2 separate regions of the Homo sapiens genome follow, and region 1 is linked to region 2. A link is a loop called in an ENCODE intact Hi-C map of the cell type or tissue named here. Cell type or tissue: CD14-positive monocyte. All regions are shown on one strand. Region 1 overlaps FNIP2 (folliculin interacting protein 2). Region 2 overlaps FNIP2 (folliculin interacting protein 2).

Evidence for each region. Peaks named below come from ENCODE experiments on the same cell type or tissue, not always from the same donor. Only the 100,000 strongest peaks of a DNase experiment are listed, where the experiment ranks them.
Region 1: a loop joins it to region 2, with 2.0 times the contacts of the local background. A loop is called at or near these places in 13 of 110 quality-filtered maps.

Annotation. Positions count from the first base shown.
Region 1 is chr4:158,809,248-158,811,747 of GRCh38, forward strand. All of the region lies in intron 1 of FNIP2 (folliculin interacting protein 2), which reads left to right. Among named protein-coding and RNA genes, the nearest start is that of FNIP2, 41 kb to the left of the region's middle. RefSeq lists a silencer at 1,610-1,904. In CD14-positive monocyte, no CTCF peak of the experiment used is centred here; DNase peaks (open chromatin) are centred at 444, 1,104, 1,634 and 2,104; H3K4me3 peaks cover 2,461 bases; H3K27ac peaks cover 2,500 bases.
Region 2 is chr4:158,850,015-158,852,514 of GRCh38, forward strand. FNIP2 (folliculin interacting protein 2) reads left to right here. Exons shown (of 17, transcript NM_020840.3): 8 at 1,307-1,436. Among named protein-coding and RNA genes, the nearest start is that of FNIP2, 82 kb to the left of the region's middle. In CD14-positive monocyte, CTCF peaks have their summits at 1,010 (motif pointing left) and 1,216; a DNase peak (open chromatin) is centred at 987; H3K27ac peaks cover 517 bases.

The DNA of each region.
Region 1 (2,500 bases), 41 kb before region 2:
CAGGAGTTCGAGATCAGCCTGGCCAACATGGTGAAACCCCATCTTTACTAAAAATACAAAAATTAGCTAGATGTGGTAGCAGGTACCTGTAATCCCAGCTACTTGGGATGCTGAAGCAGGATAATCACTTGAACCTGGGATGCAGAGGTTGCAGTGAGCCGAGATCGTGCCACTGCACCCCAGCCTGGGCAACACAGCAAGACTCCATCTCAAAAAAATAAAATCTAGTGACTCTTAAATATGATGCCAGGTATATGGTATCATCCTCAAATAATTGCTTTCAATCCTCTTTCTTAAAATATTGACTATAGCAAAGCTGCCAACAACTTTTGAGTTTTTCAAACTTTCCCGGCAAATTAGCAAACAAAATTCTTACGGCTGTTTATATGAGAAATCTGGGACTTGCCACACATATTTGTGAATCATTGTTGCTCTGGTGGCAAGAGAAAACTTGCCATGTCTTTAAAGTATACCCCTTACACACTGAAAAGGAACTGAAACAGAGCACTTCAGAGTCAATTGTGCTTTACAGTTTCATATCTTGAAATTTGAATTCAGAAGAAATTCTCTGTACTGCTTTAGAATCACCAGGATGATTCTAAATGAGTATATCCATTTTATGTACATTTTTAGATGAGATAATTCTATTAAAAAAGGGAAGTCCTTAGATTGTCTGTGGTAGTTACTTAACAAGAAAGTAAGTACAGAAACTTGAGTGCATTGTTCCCTGGTGAGCTGCTTCACATAGATAAGCTGACCATGATTTTATGACCAGTCTTTATTTATAGCAGTTGGGATTACTGACTAGGAAATATAAAAATAGTCACAGATTTAGAGAGAGATATGCTAAGGCAACAGACCAAAGAATTCTGAAGAGTATAATAAAAGGTCATTAAAAGTAAGCGTAATGCAGGTTTGTAGGAATGGAAAGAATGTTTCTCACTGCTGCTCCTGGAAACAGTGTGAAAACCACTCTACCCTGATGCTACTTAATAGAAAATGTAGCAGTTGGACAGGTTGAATGAAGTGGGTAGAGAGAAAAAACAAACCCTAGTCAGCTGATGGTCTTGTGCTTTGTGACAAGCTTCACAGAGAGGTCGTAAATGGTTGGGTGTGACTCTGATGGGTTGGGTATTGTGGTCACACGTTCTTCTGCGCTTCCTGCATTCCTTCCCTTTTTACTGATTTTTACGTACCATGAGAATTTTTCTTTGACTAGTTAGAAGAGTTTATTTCTGCTGGCTGAGGGTAGAGATTTTGAGATATAATTCCAGACTGATAAGAGTGAATGAATCAAGGAATGCAGTGTTGTGTCTGATTTAGGGTTCAAGAACATTTGTCTTTTCCCTCTGAGGATACATCACTTACTAGGAATAAATCAGCAATCTTAATATAGGAGATTTTCATAGACGCTAACAACTGACATCAGCTTTTGTCTCGGTCATATTTGGATAAGCATTGATGACATAACAGGGTAAAGCACTTGTTATTAATCACCATAGCTAACTGTGTCCAGAATGACAGTGTTCCAGGCAGAAGATGAGGTTAATCCAGCTCTGGAGTCTGCAGGCCAGTCACTGACTGGGCAGCTTCTGAAGCCTTTTTTCCTCAAGTTCTGCTCAGCTCTGTGCTGAAGCGGAATGCTGGCTGAACTGGTCCCCACATCCCTGGTTCTCCTGTTATGACTCCTGTGGTGAGTCAGGCTCTGGCTTAGCCTTATCCTTTTATTGTTACAGTAACAAAAGCCAAATAATTGCTGAACAGTGATGTAGCAAGCCCTGGTGGGAATTGGAGAGAGCAATAACTTGTGACCCATCTAAGATTATAACTGTCAAAAGTCACCAAAGAGAATCCACCCTGTGGGTTATAAAAACACCCAAGGTTCCTGGGAATATTCTTATCTTTTATGAGTTCCCAAGGGGATATTTAGGTATCAGGTGTACACCCATCCATCAGCCTTATGTCTTTAAGGGTTTAAGAAAGGTTTTTTAAAAAAACTACTTTAGGTTTTTACAGAACAGATGTGAATGAAAATCCTTTTTTCTCACTATGCCATATCCTTTCACTTTCATGCCTCACCCTGTCCAAAGGCAGAAAAAGGAACTTAGTTAAGCTATTTTCCCACTTACTGATTTTCAGCTCTAGCATATGAGAACCTAGACTTAATACCAGATAAAATGGAAGGGACTTTGACTTGGGGATCTTCTCTACCCTGATTTTATGATCTGAGGGTCTTCTCTGCCTTAAAATCAGTGTCTTTGGGCACATCATTTCATCTCTCTGTTTTTGTTTTTTAAATAATATTAATTAATAATAATAATGATGGTAGATTGGAATGGTGTTTCCTGAGCCTCAACTTCAGATCCACTGAACCGAATTCCTAGAGGTAGAGCTTGTGAAGCTTTGTTGATTACACACACACACACAAACACACACAAAACTTCTGGGGTAATTCTAACAATGAGCCAAACAACTTGGAACCAGTGGACAGGTAGTGTCT
Region 2 (2,500 bases):
TGTCCACCACTTACCCCAGTTGCCTACCACACCTGGCATTACTTATTAGTTGATAGCAAAGTAACTCCTGTAGTATTTAAGAGCTCAGGTCGGGAAGTCAGGTTATTTACATTTGCCTACAAAAGTATAAATGTAATAGTTCATGTGGAGACACTGCTTTATCAAGTGATATTCATGAGCATAGTATACTGTATTTACCAAAATCAATTTCCTTTGCCCTGTGATTTGTTTCAGAAAATGTTGACTGGCCATCTGTAGCACCCTATTTTATTTTCCACTGGACTGAGTGACATTTCAATGTCTAATTCCTTAGCCTTAGGGAAGTAAAAGCAGAACAAGTCTGTTTTCTTCCATTCTTTCAAACCAGTAGATGTTCATCAAGCAGCTTGACTTGAAAGAAACCCTTTGCCTACCTGAGAGGGACTAGTCCCTCCTCCCTGCCTGTTAGAAAAGTCTGGGATGGCACTGTCAGCTCATACTTCCTGAGACACAGGTGTAGGCATCTAATATGTAGCAGGAGGAAGCAGAGAAAGGTTCAGAGGCAAATAAGTAATCCAAGCAGAAAGCATATTGGAGAGTAGAGGTTTCTTTTTCACAGACAACAGAGTAGCAGTGGGGGCTGGAGGGAAGGAGGATAAGTATTGTATATATGGAGATGAAGTTTGGGAGACAGGATACTAGATGGGGAAAAAACTTATTTGCCTAATTTTACCTCAAAGTATAGAGTGAAGGATTACTAAGGAGGAAATATGTGTAAAGTAAGCATTATGTATGGCATTAGTTACCTGGTGGCAATATAGTTATGTTGTGTGGACCATTTTAGTAGAAATCTGCAATCTACAGTCTGAGCAATGATTATTTTGCATTTGTAATATGGGCCTGCTAATTTGTGCACTTGCTACATCTGTGACTCTTATTTCGTTTAATTTGTGTTCCTTTTTAAAGGATGTTTTCTTTGCTGTTCAGAAATCTTAGGAAGAGAGAAATTATAGTCTCCCCCTGCTGGATATGACTGGTAGAACCTGAAATTTTAGATTACTTGGCATAGATATTTTTTTTCCAATTTTTGGATTGTATTAAAATACATATAATATGAAATTTACCATCTCAACCATTTTATTAGGTTGGTGCAAAGGTAATTGCGGGTTTTGTCATTTTTTTAGTGGCGAAGTGTACAGTTTAGTGATATTAAATACATAATAAATGTAGAGTTCAGTGATATTAAATACATTCTTAATGTTGTGCATTATGTAGCTACATGAGGACTAATTGACCTCAACTTTCAAATTCCAAATTCTTCCTACAGCCTCACTAAGCAGTCTTTTGATCACACCTTTCCCATCTCCAAGCTCCTCTACATCTTCTTCCAGCAGTTACCAGCGCCGCTGGCTTCGAAGTCAGACAACAAGTTTGGAAAATGGCATCATCCCAAGAAGGTGAGTTGCAAGTTTCCTCTTGCTGAGAAAAGTAGGAGTGTAGGCAGCTTGATGAAACTGGCAGGGAGGCTGTTCGTGCCTATTGTCAGTGGAAAAAAAACCAAAACTTTTTTATTAGCTTCAGCTGAGCCTGAAAGTTTACAAATTGGAAGTTCTAAAGGGAAGAATAAATAAAAGCTGAAATTTTAAAATCTCCTCCTTTGGAAGACACTGGGGAGTATCTGGGTAGTTGTATCATGTTGAGCTAGATTGGGTGTTCATTTAAAATGGTGTGCTCTCTTTAAAATGAGTCCCTTCCAGATGTAGCTTGTATAAGTAATGAAGGGTGGATCAATCTCTTCCTTGGCTACAGTGATACCAGTGTGGTATTCAAAAATATATGAAGTCAAGGGTTTGTGATATATTCTCTTTGTAAAATGTAAATTCTTCAACTAAACAGATATGAACATGATTTTAAATAGAGATGGCATCTAGGTATTTTCTGTCTTTATTTCAGCTGGTTTTGTGTGCAAAATGTACATTTGATGTTACATTCATAGCTTCCAACTTGTTCTTCCTACAATCCAAATACTTGAAGTGGAATTTTTATATGTACCTATAAAAATTCACATGTCAATTAACTGATTTAGTAAATTGACTAGTACTCAACATACGTAGAGATCCGTGAAGGTATAAGACAGTTCAGCTATGTGCCTGTACTTGGATAGTTTACAAGATGGTACATGATAAATATCACAGGGAGACATAAAGTGCCATGAGACTCAGGATGGAGAAAATACAGTGATGGTCATGGGGGGAATTAGGGAGCCCTTCCTGGAAGAGATGACACTGCAGGGACAAGCTGAGAAACTGAGGGGTCAGGATGTGTGAGCAGCACATGTCAGGTGGCTTGCCTCGCTTCTGTTCCTTTCACAATCCTAGGGAGCTAGCTGGAAAGAAAAAATTATAGCTTTGTCACCCATCAAGAAGCTGCTTTTTGGTTGGTGGACTTTGAATGAGATGATTAAAAGCTTGGAATTTTGTGTGAACACAAGTCCTAGCTCTGTCACTCACTAGATGTCTGA